Linked DNA regions of Homo sapiens: all the other regions are linked to region 6. Evidence: chromatin loops called from intact Hi-C (ENCODE). Cell type or tissue: GM12878. All regions are shown on one strand. Region 1 overlaps FRMD4A (FERM domain containing 4A). Region 2 overlaps FRMD4A (FERM domain containing 4A). Region 3 overlaps FRMD4A (FERM domain containing 4A). Region 4 overlaps FRMD4A (FERM domain containing 4A). Region 5 overlaps FRMD4A (FERM domain containing 4A). Region 6 overlaps FRMD4A (FERM domain containing 4A).

Evidence for each region. A loop is a pair of places that touch in the nucleus more often than their neighbours do. Peaks named below come from ENCODE experiments on the same cell type or tissue, not always from the same donor. Only the 100,000 strongest peaks of a DNase experiment are listed, where the experiment ranks them.
Region 1: a loop joins it to region 6, with 3 times the contacts of the local background. A loop is called at or near these places in 5 of 110 quality-filtered maps.
Region 2: it touches region 6 in a loop (2.9-fold over the local background); 5 of 110 quality-filtered maps call a loop at or near these places.
Region 3: a loop joins it to region 6, with 2.1 times the contacts of the local background. A loop is called at or near these places in 7 of 110 quality-filtered maps.
Region 4: a loop joins it to region 6, with 2.6 times the contacts of the local background. A loop is called at or near these places in 3 of 110 quality-filtered maps.
Region 5: a loop joins it to region 6, with 7 times the contacts of the local background. A loop is called at or near these places in 5 of 110 quality-filtered maps.

The regions. Positions count from the first base shown.
Region 1 is chr10:13,922,530-13,927,529 of GRCh38, forward strand. The region is part of intron 2 of FRMD4A (FERM domain containing 4A); the gene reads right to left. Among named protein-coding and RNA genes, the nearest start is that of FRMD4A-AS2, 67 kb to the right of the region's middle. In GM12878, no CTCF peak of the experiment used is centred here; DNase peaks (open chromatin) are centred at 2,972 and 3,554; H3K27ac peaks cover 1,341 bases.
Region 2 is chr10:14,091,969-14,096,968 of GRCh38, forward strand. All of the region lies in intron 2 of FRMD4A (FERM domain containing 4A), which reads right to left. Among named protein-coding and RNA genes, the nearest start is that of FRMD4A-AS3, 20 kb to the left of the region's middle. RefSeq lists an enhancer at 1,973-2,663. In GM12878, a CTCF peak has its summit at 1,938 (motif pointing left); a DNase peak (open chromatin) is centred at 1,951.
Region 3 is chr10:13,905,134-13,910,133 of GRCh38, forward strand. The region is part of intron 2 of FRMD4A (FERM domain containing 4A); the gene reads right to left. Among named protein-coding and RNA genes, the nearest start is that of FRMD4A-AS2, 84 kb to the right of the region's middle. In GM12878, no CTCF peak of the experiment used is centred here; no DNase peak of the experiment used is centred here; H3K27ac peaks cover 1,472 bases.
Region 4 is chr10:13,939,209-13,944,208 of GRCh38, forward strand. All of the region lies in intron 2 of FRMD4A (FERM domain containing 4A), which reads right to left. Among named protein-coding and RNA genes, the nearest start is that of FRMD4A-AS2, 50 kb to the right of the region's middle. RefSeq lists a silencer at 3,000-3,184. In GM12878, no CTCF peak of the experiment used is centred here; a DNase peak (open chromatin) is centred at 3,023.
Region 5 is chr10:14,183,386-14,188,385 of GRCh38, forward strand. The region is part of intron 2 of FRMD4A (FERM domain containing 4A); the gene reads right to left. LOC124902378 (a long non-coding RNA gene) reads left to right here. Exons shown (of 2, transcript XR_007062060.1): 2 at 1,445-3,077. Among named protein-coding and RNA genes, the nearest start is that of FRMD4A-AS3, 110 kb to the left of the region's middle. RefSeq lists a silencer at 1,839-1,898 and an enhancer at 2,179-2,228. In GM12878, CTCF peaks have their summits at 2,329 and 3,092 (motif pointing right); DNase peaks (open chromatin) are centred at 1,616, 1,726 and 2,336; H3K4me3 peaks cover 521 bases; H3K27ac peaks cover 1,049 bases.
Region 6 is chr10:14,007,589-14,012,588 of GRCh38, forward strand. All of the region lies in intron 2 of FRMD4A (FERM domain containing 4A), which reads right to left. Among named protein-coding and RNA genes, the nearest start is that of FRMD4A-AS2, 19 kb to the left of the region's middle. In GM12878, no CTCF peak of the experiment used is centred here; DNase peaks (open chromatin) are centred at 989 and 2,163; H3K4me3 peaks cover 1,719 bases; H3K27ac peaks cover 3,821 bases.

The DNA.
Region 1 (5,000 bases), 85 kb before region 6:
ATTACAGGTGATTATTTTCTAGCTATGAGGTAAGTGCAGTCTGCTCTAAAAATAAAAAGCTCTCCTCCTGCTCAAACCTCTACTTGAACTAGAGGGCAAAATTCCTGCTTTATTATTCTAATGACAAGATCATACTGCTTCTGACTAGAAAATGCCAAAACAGGAGACAAAATTAGCATCGTATGGTGCCAGTTAAAAATTATTTAGAAACCCACAAGTTCTGTGCTTTGTAAATTTTTTTTTCTCTCTCTAGGACATAGTAGAGCTGAATCATTACAATGAGGCATGTGACAGAAATGTTGACTATTTCTGCCATGTCTGTCTATTTATGACTTCTTCAGACTACAGTAATTGTCTGCAATAAATAGACTGTATTCAAATGGCAGGATTGATTTGCCATTCAGGATTATAAGCAACTGTGAGTAGTTCATTCTTTGGTTAAATTATGCTTGTAAGAAGTGAGAAAATGGGATGAGAAAAAAATGTGCTCAGTCCATAATGATAACCTAGGGTAATCATGTATTTTCCTGAAGGAAGTAATAAGGAACACACACCTTGGACACACAATAAACAGCATGGTGGGAAACCCTAGAGTGGATGGTCTGTATCGAGTGAGGTTTTCCAGGGCAATGTTATTCAAAAATCTCTGTCTCTTTGTTTGAATCTTAGAAGCATCAATATATGTTTCCTTGAAGATGATGTTTAAGGCCAAATCCCTTTCATCTAAGGAGAATCTACAGTGTATATGTAAATAAACAGCTTTCTTCTTCAGGTGTCAACAAAACCCATGACCGTTATGATGTCAAGGAACTAAAGCACCCGACCTCCATACAAGTGTTCCTGAGTGCGACATTTTCTCCTTCCAAACTACTAGTACCACAACTTTAGACTTAGGCTCTGTGGGCAGGTCCCTTATCTGATGAAAGAGGAAACAATGCTTCTGCTCACACATGTGTGCACATACGTACACACACATAAACCGGGTATGTTAGCACAGCATCATGTATATGCTATGATACATTTATTCTAATCGGCAAATGGCCCAAACCTATGTTTACCATAAGGTTTCATCACTTTTTTTAAAGAACAGCTATACCACATGTAATGCCTCACACCGAGTTCAAGGTCTGCTAAAAATCAGACTTTTTTTTAAAACCTGGACTATTGTAAAGGTAGGCCACGTTTATCTTATACATAAGCAGTTGATCTTTAAGATATTTCATCTTATTGGTGCTAGCTAGTCCTAACAGATTGCTAAAGAATTCACTGATGCAAAGAAGCATGGTTGAGTCTCTGTGATGTGCCAGCCCTGGGGAGGAATGGAGAGGTGAACATGGCACCACCCTGTTTTCAAGGTTGGCACAGTATTGAAGGGGAGATAGACAAAATAAACCTGCAAGTCACAAAGCAATGTAATGATAGAGGCAGCATGTGCCACATGTCAATGACAAACCATGTGAGAGGGATCAACCATCAGGTTGGGGTGGGCCGTGGCTAGGGGAGAGGCAGTGGAGGCTGCAATTCAGCTGCGCATCTAAAGTTAAGAAGAAGCTTTTTAAGATCTTGAAGCTGTTATTCCCCACTTTTATACTATGTGCCCATCTCATGGACATGCTGTCTCTGTTGCCCAATGAGGGAATGGCTAAAAATGACTCAGGCTGTGGAACATGGCCTCCTTCAGTCTATTGTCCATGCCATGGCCTGAGTAATCCTTTAAAATCGTAAGCCAGATCACATTACACTCCAGCTGAAGTTCCTCCAATGACTTCTCATCTAATTAAGAGTAAAAGCCAAAGTGCATGGGCCAGCCTAAAAAATCAACATTATTTGGAAATCTCCTTTCTACCCCATCTTATCTCCGCCTACTTTTCTTCTCGTTCCTTTTTTTTTTTCCCAGTCATCAGAAAAGCCATGCTCCCACCTCTAGGCCACCACACTTACCGTTCCCTCTGCCTGGGACTCTCTTCCCCCAGATAGCATCTCTTGCCATAAAGGAAGGACTTCTCTCAGGGAGAAGCAGTCCCTGACCACTCAGTCAAAACCACATTCTTTTCACATTACTCTCCATCCTCCTAGACTATTTTATTTTTCTTCATGATGTTACTTATCATCTGACACAGTACAGATTTTATATTTGTTCATTTCCTGTCTACCCTAAGTCCTCTTAAAATGGAACTTTCCTGAGCATGGGCACGGACATGTTTTATTCTCGGCGTTATCCCTGATGTTTAGAAGAGTACCTGTCATAGTGTGTTCAGCAGACATCTGTTGAAAGAATGACTTCCAGCACTTTGGGAGGCCGAAGCGGGCGGATCATGAGGTCAGGAGTTCGAGACCAGCCTGGCCAACATGGTGAAACCCCGTCTCTACTAAAAATACAAAAAATTAGCTAGGCGTGGTGGCGGGCGCCTGTAATCCCAGCTGCTCAGGAGGCTGAGGCAGGAGAATCACTTGAACCTGGGAGGCGGAGGTTGCAGTGAGCCGAGATTGCACCACTGCACTCCAGCTCTGGTGACAGTGCGAGACTCCGTGTAAAAAAAAAAAAAAAAAAAAGAATGACTTAAGAGAGAATGCAACTGGAGCATTTCTTCATTAATACAGGCTGCAATTGTGGTGGCACAATGGGCAAGATCTGCACTTACTTCTTTCAAGGAAGAGATATCACAGGGATGGTGGGGTTATCCCACTCCTGATCAGAATTTAGATTCACTGACTGCACCAATGGTGGGGCTTGATCTTGACCACTGGGCCAAAACAGATGGAGATATACATTAAACAAAGAATTCCCTCTAATCACCACTTCTATTATCAATCAAAAGTATTTGTATATTTACTTTTGTGTACAAAAATTTAACCTCCTGAATGTGATCGCTTTATCTTCTGTTCTTGGTCATTCAAACCACTTTCCCAGAAAAATTTAATTGCACAAAAGGCAGCATGCAAATGCTCTTTAATTTTAGTTTCTGTTCCTTCTTTAAAATCCATTTTCAGTGTAACAATATCGGGCCCAGTGAAAGTTTCTATTGTAGTGAAACGCTTTTTTTTTTTTTTTTTTTTTTTTTTTTTTTTTTTGAGATGGAGTCTCACTCCGTTGCCCAGGCTGGAGTGCGGTGGCGTGATCTCGGCTCACTGCAACTTCCGCCTCCCAGGTTCAAGCAATTCTCCTGCCTCAGCCTCCTCAGGAGCTGGGACTACAGGCACGCACCACCACGCCTGAATAATTTTTTGTAATTTTAGTAGAGACAGGGTTTCACCGTGTTAGCCAGGATGGTCTAGATCTCCTGACCTCGTGATCTGCCCACCTCGGCCTCCCAGAGTGCTGGGATTACAGGGGTGAGCCACTGCACCTGGCTCTTTTTTTTTTTTTTTTTTAGTATAAAATTTCCCTTTACCTCATGCAATTTCAAGTTATCAATCAGTACATTTATATGATTGATTGAATTTGGTGTGTGCTAAAAATTTGCTGCTCAAGGAAATCAACTTTTTATTTCTCCTATTAGGCGTCTGTTCATCGTGTGTGGTTCAAGGAGGAAATTCGTGGCTGCAGAGATTTGAAAACCACAGACGAGGGGAATATATTCAACCCAGTTTTGACCTGTTTCTGCTTCTGTATATTGTGCATTAACTAGAAGTGATGTGAAGAAATGGAACAGAAGAGAAAATGAGGCTGTGTATTGGAAAACATTTGTCAGCCTGCCCTGGCCAACTGTGAACACAGATTCCTAGAAGAATCAGTGAAAATCTCATCACTGGGGTTATTTGCAGCCAGACTGGTCCAGATAGTTGAGATTTTACTGTAGGGAGTGATTGTTTCTGGACCCCTTAAGGCCTGGGAGAAGGAGGAGTGATGATGATCTCATTGTCTATTCCCTTTTGTGATGGGTATTGATTAGTGCCAAGCCAATAACCAAGGCAATTCCAGTCCATAATAAAAAGCAACACAACAGCAGTCCCAATGATCAGTCAGCAATTTGGAAGCCAAAGGCAAAGATAAGAAGCCTGCTAGAGATTTACTTGCAGGCTTTATAATGTCATCTCCTTCAAACACTAGCAGAAAGCACAGTATTTCCTTTTGGTCCACCAGCTGCTGTTGAAACAGAGTTTTGATTGTAGTAAGACAGGACATTTGTTTCACTCAGGGCTCACTGACCATGCTGGTCTTCATGTTTTCTACTTAAGACAGTGTCCTTATACAAGCAAATAAGAAAAATGTGCCCTACACGACAATGTACAAGGATACACAGAATGAACAGAGCCAAGACGCCTAAAAGACCCACATACTTTTAGAGCAGAAAAATAAATTCCACTGAGGGTCACTTCTGGAATTTCTATCTTTATTCCTACAGATTGGATTTCCCACCTTTCCGAAGAAGGTAACATGGTCAAGTTCTTCCAAGTCCTAAGAGTCCAACCCAAGCCTTCATTTAAGTTTTCAGTTTAGAGACCAGGTGTGGTGGCTCACGTCTATAATCCCAGCCCTTTGGGAGGCTGAGGCGGGCAGATCACTTGAGGTCAGGACTTGAAGACCAGCCTGGCCAACATGGTAAAACCTCATCTCTACTAAAAATACAGAAAAAATTAGCTGGGCGTGGTGGCACACACCTGTAATCCCAGCTACTGGGGAGGTGGAGGCAGGAGAATCGCTTGAACCCGGGAGGCAGAGGTTGGAGCTGAGATCGTGCCACTGCACTACAGCCTGAGTGACAAAGCAAGACTCCGTCTCAAAAAAAAAGAAAAAAAAAATTCGGTTGAGAATGAAGCCCAGTGTCATCATTTGCTCCCCTAACATGTAAAACCATCTATGTAGAAAAACTGATTCTACTATAATAGAAATGTTTTCTAGAACCTAGACTCCTCTAAACTCATGGCTGCCCATGAATCAGTGCTTGAAGATTGATTTTTACAGCTTACTGAATCATATATTGGTATCTGATTTTTCTTACAGCACTCAAGAAGTTAAGAATTTTCTATTTCAATTGGATTCAAGTGGTTTCTGCCTT
Region 2 (5,000 bases), 84 kb after region 6:
ATATAGAAACTTGGCCTCAGATGATTGTGTCTTCTTAGCAAGGGACAGTTTCTATTCCCCTGAACCCCACCTCACAGCTCTGGATGACATGATTGAAGCTAAGGCAAGGTCATTTTCTACCCCGACTCAAATCTCTCTTACAGCAAGTTAACCAGGTGGGGCTTGAGTGGTCCCAAGCTTCACACTCCGAGTCAGGCAGGTTTCTTAGGTCTGCTCCCATACTGAACCGGCTACTAGGGGCACCTGACCACGTAGAACCCAACAGACAGTGACCGGGTAAATACTCAGCACTCGGGTTCTATTCTCCTATTGAATAAAGGCAGCATCAACCTGCCTATGGACAGTGATTGAAAGCATTTCACTCCAAATTGAGCTGCACACTCTGGTGTCTTCAGGCACAGCCAGGCATAGCCAGGACAGTTGGTTGCAACAGGACTGGGCCGACTGGGAGCCCAGTGAGGCAGGGCTGGGAATGGACTCTGTTGCTGGCCTTGGGAGAACACACAAGGGCAAAATGAGAAACTGGAGGTAGCTGTAATCCCTCTGATGTCAGGGACTGTGTCTTACTTCCACTGTGTCTTCAGTGCCCAGCTCGGAGTCTAGCACATAGTAACCTTCCATCAGTGTTCATTGAGTATAGACATCAGAGAAAGCTGGAGTTTGCAGGGGTGATCCTCATCGAAGGGATACATCGTGGTGACCCACTTAGTGGAGGACACTATTGGGGCCCTGGAGATGGTGATACTCAGCAATTCACAGGCATGTGGCTGGCACTCGAGGAGGGAGTCTGTCATCAAATAGGTGGGTCTCGGGACCAGGCTGGGATATAAAGGTGGGACTTTAGGCCTTGGAGACTCTGGCCACAGCAAGATAGGACTAGATGAGGTCAACTGCTCTCCAGAATGGGACTCAGGCCTAGGGGACAGCAGAGACCTAGGTATAGAGAAACAGCCAGGAATGCGGAGCAGTCCAGTCATGAGGACTGAAGTGTAAAGTCAATATGATTGGCCCAGTGATGCTGCTGTGCCCAAGAGCATTCAGCTGGAACTAGAGCTCCCTGCATCACTTCTGCTAAGGATCCAAGGCCAAGGCCAGGGTAGGGGGCACGGACGGGGATCACATGAGAGAGGGGAGGTACAGAGGCCGTGGAATGACTGTGCCTGCCTTCCTGATCCCAGCAAGGTGGGTATTTGCAGGCTGCCTGCACGGCTCAGCAGTTTCTGGAAACTGACTTTTCAGTTTATTTATGATTGTTTTCTTCCCCTCTGAACAAAGTGCATTTAGGTTAAAAACCAGGCAGCACATAAATAAACTAATTGGAAGTGTGTGCACTAAGATTTTAGTGTCTTTTAATAAATTCGAAATTTTAGAGTCTTCCCAAAGCAGAAGTAATATAGGATCCTAGGCTTTACCTGCTAGGAAAACATTGAGTTTAAAAGGAAGAAAAAGGGTTCTTCCTGGTTGAGAAAGGGAGATGGTGGTTATATGGAGAAATTAATCAAAGAATAATGACACTTAAATCCTTGACATAATCATGAGGTTCACTTGCCATCTAAAGAAAACACACACTCACAATGCTCACACCCACTCATACATAATAAAGGCTTTGACGGGATGAGTGGGACCTGCTTGTATGCACTATTTTCTGCAAAGAAAATATGTTTATGGACAATAAACAAATGTCTTTGATTTCAACCATATTATGAATAAAATTATCAGCAGAGTGCTAAGAGCAGATGGCATTTCATCATTTAATAGAGACTAGATATCCTGCTTAAAGCTGCAGTTTGTCTCTTATTAGTTACAAATGTCACAGCCCATGACTCTTAGAAGGAAGTTTACGACCCACAATTAGATATCCTAGAATGTTTAATTCTGCTTGCCTTTGAATTTCTTTTCAAAAGCAGCCCTCTTTCCCTCACTGTTCACTGCCACCTAGTGAATTTATCTGGGAAAGAAACCATAGCTGGGAAGAAGATGCTTTTTTAAAAGACAACAGCTTTCACCAGTGACTTGCCTTGTCAAATGATAATGGAGCAGGAGGATGGAGGCTTTTGCCGAAAAGGCCGTGGCAAGGACAATGAAATTCGACCCATCAGAGCAGAACACATTAACAAAGCCCCTGCCCGGGGGAAGCTTCTGGAAGGAGCAGCTCAGGTGAGCAACTTCTGACAGCTCTGGGCTTCTGATCTGACAGTCTGGTTCAAAAGAACCAAGGACTGTTCCCTTTGATTCCCCTTCGGTTGAACCCAAATGCCAGACGACATGGCGCGTTGCCCATCCTGGGCAGATGTTAAGGGCTTGGTATAGAGAAAGGGTGCGTGGAATGATGAGGCCTGTGCAGGAGCCCCAGTCAACATGGAAGGCATCAAAACCGTGTTAACGAGACCCCCTGGGGGACGATCACAGAACTGAAGCAAGTGGTAATTAGAATGGAAATGTAATGATGTGCCGCTATCCTGCTATCCTGCTTCCCAACCCTGGTGTGGGCCAGTCTCCTCTCACTGTGAATGCAAAGGCTGTAGTCTCCTTTCAAACGCAGAGCAGCTTCTACCCAGGGTCACCCATGCTGTTCCTCCAACACCCAAACAGAAAACTGCAAGAGAGAGGTGGGCATGGTACTGATTCAGTGAGCCCTGCATGGCTCCATGTGGCCCTGCTGGAAAAATCCTGTCTGCTTCAGAAACCACCTTGCCTCTCTCTATTGGGCATGCAGTTGGCAAGAGTGATCTTTGGTGACTCTGTTCTGTCCAGGTTCTTTGCAAGAGCTGGAGAAGTAGATTGCTCAGGTTAGAGGTGTAATTAATACCTCTGCAGCCCCCCAGAAAGATGCACTGAAGATTTGCAGTGGCTACTGCCATTGGCCCATGTGTGTGTATGCATGCCAAGTGTGCATGTGTGGACATATGTGCATGTATGTATATCTATGCCTGTGTATGAATGTGTATGCTTGTGTGTGCCCATGTGTATGTATGTGGGTGTGTGTCAACCAAGAGTGTGGGGGGGAACCAAGAGATCCATACATCCATATGCATGGATGTATATCTGTGTGTGTGTACACATGTGCATGTGTGTGTATGAACATGAAGGAACTGAAGATTTTGAGTCTCTTATTGATGTGAATTGACTCTGAAGGGTGAGTTTTAACGCTGTGATAGTTAAGGGGAAACCAAGACAAAGAAACCAATGATTTTAATAACTAAATGAGGCCGAAATAAAACTCTAAGATTTATTTTTTTCACTCAGGAGACCACTGGCCATTCAGCTCATGACACTTCTCCCCACCAGCTCTTCAGAGTAAATGTTTCTCTCCCCAGGAACGAGTTCAAGTTTTAAAAGATTCTGCATGGGACTGCCTGGGTGCTTCCTGCTAGCCATCACTTTCATGCTCAGAATAGATGTGCCCCATTGCAAAAATGGCACTGTCACTTGGCACTGGGCCACTCACTGATTTGATGCCATTTTTATTGTAATTTACAGTTGTCGATTGAATTGGAAGGCTTGAACTATCCGTGGGGACATAAGCTATTAATATAACAATGCATAAAGAGCCGAAGCACCTCGCCGGGATACTGCAGTTTGAATTATTTTACATACGCACTTCTAAACGCACTCTCAACCTTAGCACTTTGCAGCCTGTGGGCCAGTGTTGCTCACTGCATCCATTTCTCCAAAATCATCATTCCTCTCCAGCACGCTGGATCGAATCCACGTTCAATAGGAAGCAATGAAACAAAGACCACATGTGCTGGTTTTAGCCCATATATGATGTGGCATATAAATAAGCATAGCTAACATGCTTTCCAAAACACGACCCACTTCTCCAGAGTTTAATCATGCTGAGGCCTCTTCCAGAGGGTGGGAGTCCCTTTCCAGGGCAAGTCCACACCAATAGAAATGGCCAGAGCACTCACTGTCCACGAATCAATAAAACCAGAAGATGAACAGGAAGACATAAGGAGCGCAAGTGGAAAACTGGAATGCTACAGTAATGCTCTGAATTTGGATCATATGTGCCCAGTTGTGAGAGGCTGTAAAAATAACCCTCGCCATCCTGTTCTTGGGGAAAAAAAGGCACCAAGCCTTCTGCTGTGATCAGGTTGTTCCCCTCCAAAATTCATATGTTGAAATCTAATTCCCAACACGTGGGTATTAAGAAGTGAGACTTTCGGGGCTGATTAGATCATGAAAGTGGAATCTTCACGAATGGGATTAGTGTCCTTATAAAACAGGCTGGAGGGAACCTGTTTGTCCCTTCTGTCATGTGAGGGCACATAGAAGGGACAATCTGTGAGAAACGGGCCCTCACCAGACACCAGATCTGCTGTTGCCTTGATCTTGAACTTCCCAGCCTCCAAAACTGTGAGCGATCAATTTCTGTTGCTTATAAACTACCCAATCCAAGATATTTTGTTATAGCAGCCTGAACTGACTAAGCCACCTGCTGAATTGACTTCTTTCCCTGGCAACAGTTATGGAGAGAGACTTCTGATCTCAAAATCCCACTCGATGTAGGGAGCTCAGATGTGAGTTCCTAACAGAAATCTAGGCAACTTTGGGGCAAATAATTACTTCTTAACCCAACTCTGCAAATAAGTAAGTTTTTCAATATTAGATAATTCACCCCAAAGTTACAAAACATAAATCACCTAAAGAGGGAAAGGTTGAAGCAGCTAATTTTGCAGGGGACTCACTTTGCTTGGCCATGAAAATAAGTGGGCAGATCTGAACTCTGCTCTGCAGGAGTTGATGACTCAGGAGAGACACCTGAGCATGAGCTACAGAAGCAGTGAAATGGGAACATTACAACAATGCATTCTTTCCCACCTACATTATGTTTAGCTGCATTACATCTTATTCATTCACTAAAGAACAAAAAAAGCAGGCCGGGTGCGGTGGCTCATGCCTGTAATCCCAGCACTTTGGGAGGCCAAGGCAGGCAGATCACCTGAGGTCAGGAGTTCAAGACCAGCCTAGCCAACATGGTGAAACCCCATCCC
Region 3 (5,000 bases), 100 kb before region 6:
GCAACACTGGCCCCAACAATAAAGCCCACTTTTTTGGGGATACCTGCAATGCATTTTGAAGACTCCTGAAAGCTTTTGAGGGGGCCTAATAAAAGCTCTTAATAATAGAGCAGGTCTAGTTTCTATTAGATCTTGAAATAGACATGCTTCCATCTCTCCCTAGTCTCTCCTTTGTAAACTATGAATTGTTTTCATGTTGGCTCTTAGAGATCTAAGGTTCTTCCTTTGTTCATGTACTTTTAACTTCTTTGTGTGGTTTTGGGAAGGTAGGCACAGATTTTTTCTCAAAAGTGAAATCAAGTTCTCAGTAGAAGAGGAAATACATAGTGAAGAGAAAGGAAAGTACCTTTCAAATCTTCAGAGAATGCCCCTTGTGCTCTTTACAAAGGAAATTCCCTTGGAAATGGTTATAACCTAAACTATTAATATGATCAGCTCATAATAATAGTGATAATAATAATAATATCTACTATTTGTTGAGTGCCATGCACATTACACGCATTATCTATAATTTCTGTGGCAACACAACACTGTAGGTCTTGTTAATTTCCATTGTATAGATTCGGAAATGGAGGCTCAGAAACACTAAGTAACTTGCCAAAAGTCTGTACCTAGAAGGAAGCAGATTTGTATCCAAGTCAATTTTTAAGACCTCCAAAGTGCATTCCGTTTTTTCCGTCATGGCTTAATTTTGAGCAAAAGGAGGCATGGGTTGATAAAGGGCTTGCAGTGCGAAGTCTCAGATTGGTTTCTGGAGGAGCGGAGGGGAACCTTGAGGAAAGAATTGGAAGTTTAAGCGCCAAAAATCATGTTCAGCCACAGAACATTTCTGCCACCCCTTGAAATCAGAATCATGGCACCCGAGCAGAGCTCTGCAGACACCTGGAAATGTTCTGGGTCAACAGGGCCGAGCCCCATGATGAGGCATAGGCTGAGCCTCTGCAGCCCCCAGTCTGGGACCTTGGCATCCTTCTTGGTGTGTATTAGAATGCAGCTACTTATGGATTCTGTTGATTTTCAACGTAACCCTCATGGCAATCACAGTCACATCTCTGATTCTGCTCCTTCTCCCTGTGTGACTTTGAACAGGTCAGCCTGAATCTTCCAGAAGGGCCTTTTTTTATCTGTCTATATAGCAGGCTGAAACTGGTGTTTAATCCACTTTCCTGCCCAAAGACACAGAGTGCAATAACACAGTGGTCAGCAGTACAGGCTATGGTAGCTGACTCCTGAGGTTTGAACCACCAACCAACAGCTTACTAGTGGTGTAACTTTAGGCTAATGAGTTCTAACCTTTTCTTCATCTCAGATTCCTACTCATAGGCATGCTATGAGGGTTGCATTGTGTAATGTATAAAGAGGGAGTTTTTGGCACAGAGTACATGTTAAATAAAATATATGCTATGGTATTATTTCCATTATCAGCATCCACTAAGGGCGTGAAATCTGGCAGCTTTTGTCTGTATACAATACCGTCTTCTCCACTATGTTAGATGTCAATCCTTGGTTTGAGCCTCATAGGTAACTGCTGTGAGCTTTAATGAGACCCCGGGTGAATTACATCTTGTAAGTTAATCATAGGAAACAGTCTTGTCCTAAATAACTGTGCCCTACATTCCAATTCCATCCCTGTCCTCTGAGTGCACCAAGTGTATGCTCCTTGCCGAGATGTTCGCCCTGCTCGTGTGTGAATAACTTAGGAGTGAATTCAAATGCATTTAAATAGCCCACAACCTTTCAGCAATTGAGGGTGCACTGTTTGCCTTCCCATGGGAATGCCCGTCAGTCACATCTAAAGGTGCGTGCTCTGAACTTCAGCATTTACCCCTGAGGTGTTGCTGTGTCTCATCCTCAACTGTGTGGCGCAGTATTATCCACGCCCATAGGTCAACTTCTGGTTCCTTCTACCTTCTCAGGCCCTTGCAGCCCTACGTCACTCAGCAAGTCAGTGACAACACTGCCGAAAAATGATGGAGAACCCATTTCATTCCATTTTTTAGGAGTTAGAACTAAAATTATATTTTACATCAGAAGGTAGTCTGTAGAGAAAAATAGAAAATGCACCTGAGTTGTCTAAGTGTGTTCTTACAAAGGAAATTCTTTTGGAAATGGTTATAACCTAAACTATGATCAGCTAATAATAACAGTAATAATAATAATATCTATTATCTGTTGGGCGGTGATGTGCATATTATGTACATTATCTATAATCTGCAGCAAGACTGCACAGCAGGTCTTGTTAATTCCAATTGTATAGATCCAGAAATCGAGGCTCAGGAACATTAAGTAACTTGCCAAAAGTCTATACCTAGAAAGTTGCAATGTTCAGTTCAAAGGGAAACCCACGGCGGGTCCCAGATCAGACAAAATGAAATGCCACAACCGCCGATTCTTACAATACTTACAGGCACCATGTGGCTGTTGTCTTATTTGTTGAGGGTTCAAGGCTTGTGTCAACACCTCCACCTGACAGACGAGGAAGTAGGCAGTAAGTTCCTGGCCTGCCCAATGGCTCCTAGTGACTCTGAGGGACATTCACAATGAGAATAGACAGCCTCTCACTTTAGGTGATGAGCGCTGTTCACTGAGAGCTGTCACCTGCCAGGATCAGTGGAAAGTTGCTGCTAGATCAAATATTTACACACTCATAAGTTGCTTCCTAGTATAGTGAGTTCCTCATAATACAAAAGTACCTAAAATTCTGGGTTTTTAAATTTTAAAGTCACTTAAAAAAAAAAAAAGCACAGATAGGCCGGGTGCAGTGGCTCACACCTGTAATGCCAGCACTTTGGGAGGCCGAGGCAGGCGGATCACCTGAGGTCAGGAGTTCACGACCAGCCTGGCCAACATGGTAAAACCCCGTCTCTACTAAAAATACAAAATTAGCCAGGCATGGTGGCGGGCACCTGTAATCCCAGCTACTCAGGAGGCTGAGGCAGGAGAATCGCTTGAACCCTGGAGGCAGAGGTTGCAGTGAGCCAAGATCGTGCCACTGCACTCCAGCCTGGACAAGAAGACGGAAACTCCATCTAAAAAAAAAAAAAAAAAAAAAAAAAAGGACAGAAAATATATTAGACTGCTATGTAACTACCATTAAAGTTAAACACTTTATCTTCTTTGCTTATTGAAAGCAAGAGAGAGAGAGCTTGCTAAAGCCATGCTTCTCATCCTTTTTCCTTCCCTCCCCATTCCCTCCCCAGAAGGTGATAGTCTCCTACAGTAGGTCTCTAGCATTCCCTATTTGTTTCTGTCCTTTGCATATGAATGTAGCATAAGCAGTATACACTGTTTTGTGTGTTTTTCAACTTTACAGAAATGCAGCTAGAACAGAGTTATCTTTTCCCAACTTATTTTCCATTCAACATCACATTTTTGAGATTTATCAATATGAGTGTTTTTGAATTTCATCCATTTATTGGATTCCATGGTGCAAATATACCACAGGATGTGTCTACGTTCTCCAGCTGAGAGACAAGTTACGTCTAAGTGTTCATTATTTACAAACAGCCAGGGCCTTTGCTCCTAGCGGTTCCTCTGCCTGCCAAGCTCCTCTTCCGGGAATTCATTCATTTGATGACCTTCTCAACATGTCCACTTAATTTGCTCCCTCTTCTTCCCATGTTTTTACTCAGTTATCAGTAGCATTGCCAGAGAAAAGACAGGAAATCCAGTTAAATTTGAATTTCAGATAAACAACAAGTTCATGTGTAGTATAAGTATACCCCCAAGTGCTATGTGGGATATACTTACCCTAACAAAAGATTCACTGATTATCTAAAATTTATGTGGGAATCTTATATTTGTATTTGTTAAATCTGCAACTCTAATTGTGACATTCTCAGTGAGGCCATCGCTGTACAGCCTAGTTACAGTTTTAGCCTCCTCCCCAACACTTCCTATTCTTTTTCACTCTCTTATTGTTTTTTCACAGCCCTTATCATCAGTTTTCCTGCAATGTATTTCCTTATTTATTTTGCTCATTACATATCTTTTTCCTCTGGAATGTAAGCCCTTTGCAGGCAGGATTTTTGTTTTGTCTTCTGCTATGTGAGACACAGTATGTGCTTAATAAATACTTGCCGAGCAAATGAATAAATGAATGAAAGGGTGCAAGGACTGCCTTTGTACATGTCTCCTTTGTAGTGTGTGAGATTTTCTCTAGGATAAACATTTGGAAGTAAAATTGCTTTCTGTAGGGTGTGTGTCTTTACTAGGTATTGCCAATTTGCTGTCTGAAGTAATTGAACAAATTTCCGTTCCCATCAGTAACGTATAAAAGTTCCCATTTCTTAACACCCACAGTACCTTTCTGTCTTTACCTTTGCAATTGCAATAATTTTGATTTTTGAGTCAACAGTTGAGACCAGCATGGAAACATAAGATAACCACAAATGAATTCAAAATAAACAGTAATTATGAATGCAAAAGGTGTCAGATGTTCTTAGGTGCTTATTTAAAAGATGAGTTAATTATTATGGATGTACGAACAATTCTAAACCATGGTGTCTCTTGTGTAATAAAATAAACAGAAATTGCCCAAACTTAACACTGTCGCAATGCCATTTAAAAACTCATAATAAAAAATTTTGAAGAAAAACCATTTTATTTATTTTGCAACTAAAAAGGAGGAAGTCTTGCCTAAGAAAACTAAAATGAAAACCCAAACGCAAGTGGTGGAGAGTTCTTTAAGATCTGCTTCAGAATTGCCAGAAACATGCAACTCATGTCAAAAGAGAAAATTTGAAAAAGTCCTTTGTTATAGACATGGCCAATCTCTTTTAAGTCCAAAAGACGAGTTTGAGGTATATAAAAAAGCACTGTAATTAAAGGATACAAAAACATGGCCTATTTTAATGTGTTCTTAATACATTCTTGGACAGCCATGAAATATGTTGTGAAACATTGTAAAAAATGGCCACTATCTCTCACTCCTTCCTGTTTCACGGCTTTGTAATGTGACTGTGAAGTGATGTCTAGAAGTGAAATCTGTTTTTCTTCCA
Region 4 (5,000 bases), 68 kb before region 6:
GTAGGGTGAGATTAGGGAGTGAAACCATCCTGGAGAGCGTTTAAGGTTTTGAAAATTGTTAACCACATGATTTTAGTTATATTTTGGATCTACTTTTTATTTTATGGTGAGATTACCAATGCAATTTTCCTCTATTTTTCATAAGGTAAAAGCTGTAATGCATTATTTGGGAATTCTAATTTTTCAGGAAGCATTTTAGCTTGGCCAGCATAACTGCCAATGCTTGACATGCTTCCCTGGCATAATGAGTGGGATTTATTTGTAATATAAACTTCTGATTGGCTAGTTCCTGGCTCTTTAGAAACTGCCACATTTTTGAGGGTTGTACTTTCCCAACATTAATATGAGAGTTTGAATGTTATTTTTTCCTCCAGAAAAATGTCCATATGTCAAAGGTCAATGATATAAAAGTATTCTAATTTAATAGCAGGCATGACTAAATATAGAATGGAACAAAATCCTGGAATTACTTTGCAGAGCCAACAACAACAAGAATAATCAGTACTGCACAGTGACCCCCTCTCAGACAACTTCTGGATGTGCCACATTTCTTTTCAACAGGGCTGCCACAAGGGAAGTCAGTATCTAGTCTTTGTTAAATCAGATTTCCCATTCTGGCAGCAAAAAGGTTTTCCCATCTCATCACCTTAGTTGGAAAACAAAGCTCACTGTCCTGATAGTTGAAGTTGCTTTCTAAAGTGCAAAGGGATACACATTTGTAAGGTGTATTAAGGTATTTGTTTCCAATTATTTGGCCATGCAAACAGCGCAGCTCTTTGATTGAAATAAATGTGAGAAAACAACTTAATACTTGTTGAAGTCCGGTCCACCATGAGCCATTTGGCTTTATGGGTTAGGAAGTGAGAAACATTGCTACAGCCCATGAGTACTTGGGGAAACTGAAGGGCACAAACCCTTTCAGTTTCCCCAAGTACTCATGGAGTGAAGTCATGTTTCTCAGTACGTGCTTCCTTGGGGGTCTGACAATGCTTCACTCAGAGCAGCGTCAACTGAGGCCAAGGTCATGGGTTGACTTCTTCAAGGTCACAGATTGGCTTTTCCCATGGGCAGTCAACTTCTTCAAGGCCTGTGGTCAAATCCAGCCCTCCTCACCTTTCCTCACTCTCCATTTAGGAATATGTCAACTGTTGCAGTGTAAGGGGCTAGAATGTGAGGTCTTTCCTACTGTCTACTTCCATGAGAGGACAGCAGTCAATGTTGTGTTGATTTCATACTCAAAAGACAGGAGTCTACATTTAATTGGATGCCATACATGTTATTTCTTGTCCTATTAAAAATATGGTCTTGTATTAAAATTAGATTTCTGAATAATGCCTATGTATAGGCCTGAGGGTATTTCTCCATCTCAACCTCCGTGCTATGAGCCTGCAACAGGAATGGCGCTATCACTGCTTCTTCACACAAGGTTAACTCTCTTACTAAGTGGATTCTGAAAGGATTGAGGAATTGAGGCTGACCCGGGTAGTGATGGGATGAGAATGTCAAGAGAAGATGTCCTTGGGTGGACAACAGCATCTTGATAGAGCTTCCATTTTATCTTTCCAAGCAGCCCAATACTGTTTTCTTATCTATAGATTCATGGAAGGTTACAGCTCAGAAATGTCTTTACGATTTCCTAGTCCAACCCTCCGGTAAACCATGGGCCAGAGTGGTTGTGTCAACCAATGATCACACAGCTGGTCAGTGGCCAGGCTAGGATTCATTCTCTACTCTCTGGTGCTACTGACTATAAAGGAAGAAGCAGGATGGGAAGATTCTAATGAACTCAGAAAGAGGACGGGGAAAGAGAGCAAGGATTGAAATCCTAGTATCCGAGAACCATGGGACTTGAAAGGGTCCAATTTAGTTAAATGCAAATCGTGTGATATGGTTTGGCTGTGTCCCCACCCAAATCTCATCTTGAATTGTAGCTCCCATAATTCCCAGGTGTTGTGGGAGGGACCTAGTGGGAGATAATGGAATCATGGAGGCGGTTTCCTCCATACTGTTCTCATGGTAGTGAATAAGTCTCACAAGATCTGATGGTTTTATAAGGGGAAACCCCTTTTGCTTGGCTCCCATTCTCTCTTGTCTGCTGCCATATAAGACATGCCTTCTGCCTTCCACCATGATTGTGATGCCTCCTCAGCCACATGGAACTATGATCCATTAAACTTCTTTTTCTTTATAAGTTACCCAGTCTGGGGTATGTCTTTATCAGCAGCGTGTAAACGGACTAATACAGTGTGTATGCAAAGCCAAACATATAACATTACTTTGTCAAAAAATGGCAGCCCAAGGAACTATGAAGGCTCAAAAAGCAAAGCAAAACAAAACAGGGTAAGAGAAGAGTCTCAGATCGTAGACACCAGGCAGGTTAACTAGAGGAGCTTTGGTGCTACTTGGAGGCTTGAGCTGATAGAATTATACTTACAGTTAGGATTTGTGCTTGCCCTCAGACAGAAGGGCAGGCCAGGCCTGACTGTACACCTATCATTTCAACAGTCTACAGGACACATGGCTGGCATTTTGCTAAACAAGGCTCCTAAAAAAGGTGTGAATGGCTTCCCTGACATCACTTTACATGGATCTCTGAATTTTGCACAAAAACAGAAAGTCTTAGAGAGAAGGTGGCCACAGCCTCCTAGCTGGCCCTGGAATGGAGTGAGGCCTCTCTTTTCTACTATATTGGTAAGATCTGTTTTACATTTTACCCTGGTCTGGAACTGCCCTGAGTCTGGGAGGTGCCCATATGAGGGAAGCACATGGTGGACCACAGCAGAAAAGCCACAGGGTCTTCCAGAGCGGTCACTCCAGCTACCCTCCTTGGTGTGGGAAGGTGTGGTTTTCTGAAGACACCGCGCCCTGTTCCAGGCCCTTAATGGTGTCAAGTTTTCATGGAGGTTTCTTTGTGATGGAGGGACCCTATCCTTTCTCATGTCTGAAAACTGCTCTGCCACAGGGTAAATGATTCAGAAAGTTTCTGATTCAGCCACAAATGAAACTGGGGAAGCCTCATTAAAGGCACTAATGAGCGCTCCCTTTCATCGCAGGCACTGTCTTGACATCTCCATAGATGTCTCTGCAATGATGGGCCCCTCCCTGTGTACTGCCTGGGAGAGCAGCCAGGGCGAACCTGCAATGGGGGCTGAGCTCTGTGAACAAAAGAAGCCTCCCTTCTGAAAGGCAAGCCCAAGTTGAAGTCATCAGACAGAGATAACTGAGCTACGGGCCCTCAAGGCTACACTGGAGCAGGTCTGAGGCCAGCCCAGACTCTTGTCATTAGAACAGTCTGCAAGACATATGGCTGGCATTTTGCTGACCAAGCCCCTAGAAAAGGTACGAATGAATTGTTTTACATCATTTTAAAAGGATCTGTGGTATTGTGCAAAAACAGAAAGTCTTATTTCCAGATAGCAAAGAAAAGTTTTAAAAAAGAGATCTAGCCAGGCGTGGTGGCTCGCACCTGTAATCCCAGCACTTTAGGAGGCTGAGGCTGGCAGATCACGAGGTCAAGAGACTGAGACCATCCTGGCCAACATGGTGAAACCCTGCCTCTACAAAAAATACAAAAATTAGCTGGGCGTGGTGGCGCGCGTCTGTAGTCCCAGCTACTCAGGAGGCTGAGGCAGGAGAATTGCTTGAACCCAGGAGGTGGAGGTTTCAGTGAGCCGAGATTGTGCCACTGCACTCTAGCCTGGCGAAAGAGTGAGACTCCATCTCAACAAAAAGGCAAAAAAAAAAGACCTATGTCTTTTGATTTCATTTTCCTTGAGAGAAGCAAGACGTCTTGTGGTTTGTTTCATGAAATATCTGATCATAGAAAGGGGGAGGTGGTTCATAGATTATAAAATGTTGTCATTCTAAAACTGCGAGTTATACATTTCATATCACACATTACAATTACATTTGGGAGGAACCGTGCTTTCTCACACGGCAAGATGTCCAGGACAAGAACACAAGAGGAAACTTAGGCAAGTCTGCATAAGGTTCTAGGTGGACATCTCCTATTCCAGTGGTCTCCCCTCAGGCCTCTCCACCAGCAACGGTGCAGTGAGAGTAACAGAGAAATAGACCCAGGCCTGGTGGGAGGTTGGAAGGCAGCAAATATAGATAATTGAGCAAAAATAGATAATTTGTTGAAAAGGAGACCCACATCGGCCAGGTGCGGTGATTCACGCCTGTAATCCCAGTACTTTGGGAGGCTGAGGTGGATGGATCACAAGGTCAAGAGATCTAGACCAGCCTGGCCAACATGGTGAAACCCTGTCTCTACTAAAAATACAAAAATTAGCTGGGCGTGGTGGCACGTGCCTGTAGTCCCAGCTACTTGGGAGGCTGAGACAGGAGAATCATTTGAACCTGGGAGGGAGAGGTTGCAGTGAGGTGAGATCACACCACTGCACTCCAGCCTGGCGACAGAGCAAGACTCTGTCTCAAAAAAAAAAAAAAAAAAAAAAAAAAAAAAAAAGAAAAAGAAAAGAAAGAAAGAAAGAAAGAAAAGTAGACCCACACCAAAGAGTGTTACCTTGCATGTAACTTTAAAGCAAATGATTTTCCTTCTGTTTAGATAACAAAGAAACCAAATATTGCTTATGTCTTTAAAAATACTTGGTATGGAAATAGGTTGGTGTGGATCGGATAAATTGCTGTGGAAAGTCTGACTCAGATGAACTGGAGCAGAGTGGCCCTGCTCAGTGGGAAGAAAGGCACCTTCAAGGTGACAGCGTAAAAGATGAGACTATAAATAACTCCGGCCATCAGTAAGGGCACTCGATATGTTCCTACCATTCAGAGACAACAGAATTAAAGAGTTGGACAAACCAAAAGAGACCATCTGTCCAGGTCTGTCTTTGGGCAGGTGAATACCTAAACCATCAGAGCTGTCTCTTTATTTCTTGGGGATCTTATGTAGCAGGGATCCCCAACCCCTGGGCCACAGACTGGCTGCACAGCAGGAGGCGAGCCGTGAGAGAGTGAAGCTTCATCTGTATTTACAG
Region 5 (5,000 bases), 180 kb after region 6:
GGGCCATGCCTGCAGAGTGTTTGATGGTCCCTTTAACAGTACTGGGATTGTCTAATAATGGAATTATGTTTACAATGTGACCTTTCAAACAATAAATGTGCCTCAATGTGCATTATCTTCATAGCTCTAAGGAGTTGTTTCTTTTTTTTTTTTCAAATCACTCCTGTGTCTTAAATTTCCTTGGCCAGCTTCAACCTGAGGCACAAAGGAAAGTAATTGCTTGATTCAATTTCTCACTGTGTCAAAATAATGAAATTGATGGGCATCTTTTACTCCCAAACCTGGAAATGCACTCTATTTTGCAAATTGAATCTTAACCATGGTATCTAAATATGTTCATTAAAAGCAAAACTACTGTCTTTTAAAAATGTTCATAAACAGAGACACTCATGCCTGAGGTCATAAAGCCAAGTTGGCATTTTGATCAGGTGTGAAGAATATTTCTGTCTCAATTTTAGTAAGACATGATTTTTCTGACTCAGTACCTCAGCATAACCTAAGAAACCAAACTTTGTGAACAGTATTGACTTTAAACATCATAGTAATCATAAGAACAAAGAGAAATTATGAGATATGGAAAATAGCTCCAGAAACAAAGGCTTAATTTGAAAACTTTGCTATGGTTTCCAAGCATGTTTTTACCTGGTCATGGTTTGGAGAAAGGAGTTGGACCTTCTAAAAGTAGATCACCAAGCGCTTACATCTTAACACATTTCCTTTTTTGTTTTTCTTTTCTTTTCTTTTTTTTTTTTTTTTTTTTTTTTGAGAGAGTCTCACTCTCTGTTGCCCAGGCTGGAGCGCGGTGGTGCCATCTCGGCTCACTGCAAACTCTGCCTCCTGGGTTCAAGCGATTCTCCTGCCTCAGCCTCCAGAGTTGCTGGGATTACAGGTGCATACCACCACAACCGGTTAATTTTTTTTTTTTTTTTAGTAGAGATGGGGTTTCACCATGTTGGCCAGGCTGGTCTCGAACTCCTGACCCAAAGTGCTGGGATGGATTACAGGCGTGAGCCACTGCAACTGAACCCATTTTCTATACCCAGCTTGTTGAGTAATCTCAGTTATTTATCTAGCTTCTCTTAGCCAACTTTCTATTCTATTATGTTAAAAAAAATGGAGAAATTACTACTTCTCCAATGTTAAAAAAGGTATTTTTTGTTGTTGTTCCAATTTAAGGGAATTTGTTTGCTCAACAAAGGCTGAAGTGCTTTATACAAGGCACCGTGCCCGTCTCCTGAGGAGCCTCTGAACGTTCCCAGAAGCACACGTCCAGGCCGGGCAGAGCATGGCTTCTGTTTCTACCTCTCAGTGAAATCAATCCCCCTAAGCTTTCTTTCAAAGTAGCCCAAATGTGTGGCTCATGGGCTATAAGTCAGATATGAAAGAAGAGAAGTTTGGAGAATAAAGGCGCATTTTCTTATTTATTTATTTTTTATTTTTTAAGGAAATGATAGATATCCTTACCACATCTTCGTGCATGGCCTGCCCGGATACAACTGCGTGGGTACTGCGATGGAGCACAAACAAACGCGACCGCTAAAGTCGTGTAGGGTGTTTCCCTTTCATGTCTGAATTTGTTTAGACAGTTACACAATCAGAGAGCGCGGAATGAGAGAAAACAAAACCCAGGAGAAAGGAATGCTTTGAATCTAGGTCCCTGGGCCTTGATACTTTTTCTTTGTTAAATCAACCCAAGGCCCCTCCATATGCTGATCATCTTTTGCCAATGTCTGTGTCTGAACAGGTTTTCCCAGGCATATAGCTCAGAAAGAACCTTTCATCCTCCTTTTCCTGTTATGTGTATAATGTGGTGTAGCCCAAAGCCACTGTGGGTTCTAATTTGCATGTCTATTTCAAGAAGCCCGGAAACTATTTGCATAAGACTCTTGCTTCCTGAGAGATCCCAGCAGAAGGATGTAGAGATAGAGTCTTTCATTTTTTCATTTAGTTCTAGATATCCATAGTGAGAGATCTGTGTGTCTAAACCCTAAAATCTGTAGAATGTGCATGAAAAAATCTACCACCCTAAGCGTAAGGAGAGCTAGTACAGATGAGGATGTCGTGGCAGAAATTAGTACAAAAAACATTACAACATTTTGTAATTTTTCTAACTTCAAGTATTTTTTGGAGGTTTGTTGTAGAACTATGGAAACTTGAAACATAAAGCAAGACTATTTAAAGGTTCAATCTCGTCTTGTAAGAAAGAGAAACAGGTAGAGAGACAGAAAGGGGATATATACTTCATGGTCAGAGAGCTGCAGGGGCGGTTGTTAGCTGTGCAGATGAGCAGAAGAGAGGATAGCAGCAGCTCAACAGTGGCACCTTCAGTAGTTCTAGAGAGAAGGGATGGCAACAGCAGTAGACCAGGCTAGTACCAGCCAAAGCAACAGATACGTACAATCCAGACTAGTCCTGGGCGGAATAGGGTAGACAGGGCAGGGCCCAGTGGAGACAGCCATGGCCAGGTTTCCCATAGAGTTAGAGTGAGATAAAGTGGTAACAGCAACAGGGCAGAGAGAGACTGGGCAGGAACTGCAAAGATGGCAGCTGGAGCAGAATGATGTGCATCAGGTGAGAGGAAAAGCACAAGGCCAGAGGATCAACTGTGCAGGGTCCATGGTGATGGAGCACAGCAGTGGGCAGAAGTGCGGGCTGGGACCTACCCCCGTAAAGGAGACACTGGAAACCATCGTCCAAAGAGACAAAGACACCAATGACTAACAGAATTTATTGAGCTTACAAAATCGCAGATAAAAAGAAAAAGAAAAAAAAAAAAAGACTGGCCAAAATGCTAAAACTCCCTCCTCTTATGGGATAACAAAACAGGCTACAATTGGTTGGAATCAATATGACCAACCAGAGCCTGTACAGAACCAGCCTGTGATGTCACAGTCTGAACTACCACCACACGTTTCGTACTAACGCCCCCTGAATTTGCACATGCGACCCATGAGGAGGCATGAAGAGATAACTGCTCATGCCAAGACCTTTCTAGGTTTCCCCTTTCCTTCCACCGATCACCCACTAATCCCAGAATCCACCCCGTAAACCTCTTCTAATAAAACTACTCCCTTGAAGCCAGCAGAGGGAGACAGATCTGAGCTGGACTCCTGTCTCCCTGGGAACAATAAAAGCTTTGCTTTTCTCACAAACCTGGTGTCATAGTCTTGGCACACTGGGCAGTGACCCTTTGGCTCCATGACAAACATGATGGTCTAGGGACCCTGCTTCTCTCCTGTTCAGTCTCAGGTGACCCAAGGACTAGACCATGCATCCTCTTCCTTCTTACCTATCTTCATATCCTCATGAGAGAAGGGAGGGTTATCAGCCTCTGAGGATGCAGATGTTGCGCTCAGCCCCAGGATCCCCAGGAGACTGGCAAAGAAGATCATAGCTTTGACTGTTCAGGGTGGCCTTGGACACAAGTTGTACCCTTAAGGAATACCCTTCTCTGACCAGTATGGTGGTTCATGCCTATAATCACAGCACTTTGGGAGGCCAGGGAGGGAAGACTGCTTGAGCCCAGGAGTTTTGAGACCAGCCTGGGCAACATACTGAGACCTCGTCTCTGCAAAAAAAAAAAAACATAATTAGTCAGGTGTGGCGGTGCACATTCCTAGCTACTAATCAGGTTAAGGCAAGAAGATTGCCTGAGCCCAGGAGTTTGGGGAAGCAGTGAGTTGTGATCATGCCTTTGTACTCTCGTTTGGGTGACAGAGCAAGGCTCTGTCTCAAAGGAAAGAAGGAAAGAAGGAAGGAAGGAAAGAAGGAAGGGAGGGAGGGAGGGAGGGAGGGCGACACTCTTCCTTATAACAAGAAACAGCTTGCATTCTATAAAAGCAATGATGTGATTTCTTAAAGGCATTATGAGCCTAACTCCATGATATCAGATCATAGGATATTACAGTCAAATTGTGTATCAACTAGTCCATCATTTCACAGATAAGTAAATTGAGTCCCAGAGAGTTCGGTTACTTTCCTAAGATTACAGAAGTCCTCAACCTTGCTAATCTGATGTTCTTTCTTTTTCAACATACTGTTGGCTATATATGTCCTTTGTAAATAAAGGAACAGAGCCATTATCGTGGAATGACTGACTTAGAGAACGCTCCATGGACATTTGCTTCGACCTATATCCCATGCCTTTCTCCATTTACCCCCAAATTGACATAGAAAAAGATCAGCCAGATACAGTGGCTGGGAGGGCAACATAGTGAGACCCCGTCCCTACGAAAAATCAAAAAATAAGCTGAGCACCAGTGGCATGCGCCTGTGGTCCCAGCAACTTGGGAGGCTGGGGTGGGAGGATCGCCTGAGCCTGGGAGGTTAAGGCAGCAATGAGCAGAATGCTGTCACAGAGAAGGAACTCAATAAATACTTGGTAAAATATTTATTTTGGGGGTTAGAAGTAGACTTGGGAAATTTGGTTTTCTTTGATTCCATATTTCACTAGGGGGAAATAAAGATGTAAAACAGAGACATAAAACATGCCATTAGCTTTATGGGCCTTGGGACAGTGGGGTTCCCAGTTTTCCCGGGAGATGACGATGGAATGCATTCAGGCAGCTCCCACAATACAATTTTCCCATCTCTAGTGTCCTATTGGGAAGGTATCTCCACCTCCTTGTAGCCTCTCCATGCTGAATACACTTAAAACTCTAACCTCCTTTCCCCCAAAGGAGCTCCTTCCTTAGACTCTCCAGGTGCTGTCCTTGATGCTAATCTTTCTTCTGGTCAGCCTTTTGTTTTTCATGTAAAAATGACTTATTTCATTACTTACTGGACCTTTTCCACAAAATGCCTGGAATCAAATAAAAAATGACTGGATTCTCAAGTCAACCTTTCTGGACGCCTGCCTCTCCCCCTGTGCCAAGGACCCATGACCTGCTTGCTGCCTGGGCTCTTTGTGTGGTTTGGTTGCTTTTCTCAGACTTGAATGCTTCCCACTGAAATCCTACAATTGGGCACATAGCACTCCCTATTGAAAATGTATAATAGCT
Region 6 (5,000 bases):
CTGCATAATTTAAACTACCAAAGCTTTGAAGCTCCTTAACATCACCATCACCTCCCTTTTAGACACTGTCACCCAGTAGAAGAAATTCACAGCCCTGCTGCTCTAATGAGTATGTTTCAGTAAACACAGAAGAAATCATTTTCACAGCCCCCATGCATTTCTCAGCAAGCACTCAAATCTTTCAAACCCATTCCAGGGGGAAGTTTCCATCCCAATCTTTTCCCTCATATTTCATCTCTAAGAGCACCCCTCCCCCATCTGAGATCCACAAGTTACAAAAATTACTGTTTCAGGTTTCTCATCATTATCTGTTAAAAAACTAAAATTACAGATGAGATAGTATTCTACAGTCCCAGGAACTCCAACTGTTCAGGAAACGTGAGTAACAGAAGTAACGCGGTATACAATGAAAACAAACATCTTCCTGTCTTTGGAGCAACTGAGAAGCAAACAACCCGCCACGTAGCTTACCCTTTCAACGCTGCGCCTTCTCAGAGATCCATAAGGAATTTTCAGTAAAAGTCTTTGGGATCTATTCGGAGCCACTGCAGCCTGAACCACCATGGTGTACAGCTGTGTGTGTGTGTGTGTGTGTGTGTGTGTGTGTGTGTGTGTGTGTGTGTTCCCAGCAAAGGGAGAGAAGGAGCCTCCCTCAAAAATAAGTTATGGTCTCCTGGAGGGTTCCCAAATATCAAATAACTGAAAGAGTTTTTCTTTCGACCATCTGAGTCAAGATGTGGTTTGTCAGGAGGAGGGGGGATGGGAAGAAAGAAAACCAGCCCAAGTTCTGCAACTTCAGCGCCCACGAAGCAGCATCTCTAGCTTTCTTCCATCTGTCCCTCTGCACAGCTGGCTCAGCGAGACTGCCGTGTCCCGCTTGTGGGCAAGTGACGCGTCTGGGGAGAGTGATCCAGAAATGTCAACTTTGCTTCTCGTGGCTGCAGATGGTAATCAGGTCAGTTGTCTAATCAAAGCTCTATCAGACGTATTATTCATTCCATCACGTGACTCCCAAGCCCCTCGGCCGTACAGTAGGTCACATGCTCACCTTAAAAAGACTATTTGGAATATCACCATCTGGAGTGGAGATTAATGCAGAATCCTACACTCTGATTTCACTCCCTTCTGAACGGAGGAACAATATCTGAAGACCACAGACAGAACACATCAGGGACCTCTTTGAAATCATAAATTCTATCTATAAAACTGAGCATCAGACATGCGTATCTGTTTACCCTTCCTGCTTTCTAACGCATAAAAATAAACGCACGGGTATTACTCACTGTATATGTGAATACAGTCCACAGAGAGAAAGTATGAGGGAAAGAAGAAGAAACTGTTGCAATCACATGGTTCAGATGAATCAAATCAAATCGAACAGGCTTGTGTTTGGCACCTTCTCATTTAAATGTTTGTGTTATAGAACATTTATTTTTACGTGTGCCAGTAAACAAGAAGAAATTATGTTTCGTTTTACACGGCTGTGTCGAAGCAGATTCATCCATCACGTCTGTCAATTATTTTCTGATCATATTGTGTAATTTCAGATCACACAGCCTTCTTTGATGGATGGCATAAATGGTCTCAAACGTTAACTTTTCTGTAATATTTTCCCCTACCTTCCCCATCTCTACTCCTCCTGAAATCGGCTTATTTCCATAGCAGAAAAAATTACTACAAAGAAAATCAAGTAAGGTGCTTCCAGGATATGGGGTATGTTTGGGTTTTTTTTTTCTTTTTCTTTTTAAAGCATTTCTACATACACTGCTTCTGTCTGTTCTGAGTTTTATGAAAGGGATGGCCATTTCCTTTGTAATCATCCCGTGGTTTTTGGTATTAGCCTTGATACCACTCATACGCTCTGGGCACCAGCTTTGAGACACTGTCTGCAGACCAGTGTGCTTACTTCATTGAAAATGACGGAAATGAAGGTTCTGTTTATTCAAACACACCTAATAGGAAATGGGGGTGGGGTGCGAAGGAAAGAAGCAGAGTTTTGTACTATGAGAAAATGAATCAGAAGAAAGAGGCGAAGGGTGCCACGGCGGCGGCAGCAGCGCACGGGCTGGAAACCTGGGTTCAGCCCTCCAGCGCAGACACACATCACGAGTCAGTTAAAGAAAGCATCAGGTTGATGTGGGAAATTCCAAATATACAACAATTGGGCTTTGTTCGTAATTGGTTCCATGTGTGCAGTAGGAGAGTCAGTGAGAGGGTGAGAGAGACGGGGAGACGGAAACCTCTTAACCACGGCTCACACGGCGTCTTTGGTGAGGTGGTTTAGGTTTACATCTCTTTTTTCTCTCTTTCTTGCTTCTTGCCTGCACTGCCTGGTTTCAGAGCATTGGCGGGGGGTGGGAAAAAATCTGGAACGATACCCGATGATTGAGCCAAAGCAAGAGAAACTCATTTCTTTGTAAAACTGCACTTGACGTTGTAACGGTTTTGAACAAAGGATAGGCACACTTTCAGAACACTTTATCTGTTGAGAGTCACGGCATGTCATTCTTCCAGCTCAGTTTTGGGGTCGGTGGGGGGGACAATGATGAGATGGACTGAGAAGCCACTGTCCTCTTCTCTGACCCAGGCCAGGGCAAAGCCCCGGGGAGCTGAATTTATTTACATTTGACTAAATGCAACTTCCTGTTTCCCAGGGGTATTAATGAGTGTTTCACTGTGGAGCTTAGGCTTATGGCATAGTTCAGATCATAAGGGACATTTTGATGAACTAAGTGCAAATAAAACAAAAACACATGCATTTGATTAAGGTTAAAATACATATAGAAGAGAATGTTAATGGTAACAAAAATAACCCTGGGCCAGACTCCCACACATCTGAGTCTCACACATTCCACATCCTTCCCTTGGGAGGCGGGGAGAAGGATCACTTTTCATATTAGCACAAAAGCCTCCTCCCAGATAATGGAGCCCTCCCCAGTCCCCGCGGAGTAGGTGACCCCCTCCTTGGAGTGATTTCAAGGCTCTCAAAGGTTGCTGGTCCAAAAATATCTTTCTGATTGTCTTGCCATGGGTGTCGGAGACTTACATATTCAAAATTAATTGTCGAGTTTAGGTCTTTTTTTTTTTTTTTTTTTTTTTTAAATAGAGACAGGGTCTCACTATATTGCTCAGGGTGGTCTTGAACTCCTGGGCTCAAGCAATCTCCTCGCTTCGGCCCCCCAAAGTGCTAGGATTACAGGCATGAGCCACCATGCCTGGCCAAGTATTTCTTTCCATTGTTAGAATACAAATATGTTTCCCCGGAAGGGATATGCATTCATACTCTCACAGTTATGACCACTTTAGGAGAAGCAAGGGGAATGAATGTTCACTGAGCACCTACCCATTGGCAGGCCATGTGCTGTGAGGTTATCAAAGGCTACTTCCATGGAGGAAATGCGTTTCATTATCCCTGTTTCAGTGGTGAAGAAACTGGTGCTCAGAGGGGCTTAGTAAGTTGGCCAAGGCAGCACAGCTAGAAATGTCAGAGCTAGGATGAAAACCAAAGTCAACTGGTGTGATTTCAGGGCCCAGCTTGCCTGTCCTACAGGACTTTATCAGATTACAGCAGTTTGGAAATCCCAAAGGAAGATACATCCATTGAACCCAACAGGAAAATGGAAAACTCTGTCTTTGAAAAGAAGAGAATGTCAATATAGGAAATTGTTAGATTGAGCAATTTTAGAGTTTCTGGAGCTGCTGCTTTGATGTCACCAGGAGTTGGGCACAGGGGACGGAGGGGCTAAGAACCACAAAGGGGGAGGCAGGGAGGCTGGCCTAAGGGGTCAAGGGAGGAGCCGAGTTATTAGAGCCAGGGGCCAGGTCACCTAGTGGAGTCTAGAACCTTGGAGACCCATCCAGTGGGAGACTCAGCCGCTGCTGAAGCCTTCATCCATGGTCAAGGGGAGGTGAGGAGAAATGCCTGGCCCTTCTTTCCATCTGCCTTCCAATCTCCTGGCAGCATCTTCCAGCCAGTTGAAAGGGAACTGTGGAAATAGCCATATAGGCAGGGCAGGGAAAGGGAGAGCCATAGATCTGAGTATATGTGGCTCTGGGCCAGCCCTGAGGGACCGAGACATTGGACCAAAGGAATGGGAAATGGTGAATTAAGGGTGAACTGAAAAGAACAGCAAGAGAAGGCGGGACACGGTGGCTCATGCCTGTAATCCCAGCACTTTGGGACTCAGAGGTAGGTGGATCACCTGAGGTCAGGAGTTCAAGACCAGCCTGGCCAACATAGTGAAACCCCGTCTCTACTAAGAACACAAACATTAGCTGGGCATGGTGGTGGGCACCTGTCATCCCAGCTACTTGGGAGGCTGAGGCAGGAGGATGGCTTGAACCTGGGAGGTGGAGGTTGTAGCGAGCTGAGATTGCACCACTGCACTCCAGCCTGGGAGGCAGACAGCATGAGACTCTGTCTCAAAGGAAAAAAAAAAAAAAAGAACAGCAAGAGGAAAACCTATGGAACAATATTACATAGAAAGAGCAGGTTGTTGTCAGGATAGTGGATGACACGGTACCCTCAGCATCCAGGAATGGCCTAATGGCTGCTGGATGTGGGGTGGGAGTTGAGGGGGGAAAGATGCCTCAGGGATGGGGGGCAGTCAACAAACTGTGTGCAGGAGAGGGAGATGTAGAAGACACTCTTCAGTTCTAGACTCTCCGAAGCTGCTGCTTTTGATGCCTCAGGGAGCAGCACACTTAAGGCTGGCAAAGCCTTTTGTTTGTTTGCTTTGAACATTTCCTTCCAGTCTCAATGAAAATGTTTGCATTAAAACCCTGGAAGGAAAATGCATAGGAATCCATTGAGCCAGGTTTCAGGAAAGTCAATGGTCTTGACATGCCACAGCAAGATGTATCAAAGCAAATGGGTGTTCTTGGTCACGAACAGCAGGGTGTGAAAGGGGTGGCGGGAATGGGGGGAATGTTCCATTGGAGAGAGAACATTTTGCAGTGTTGGTGATAATGGAGGCAGCAGCAGGAGGGGGAAGAGTCTG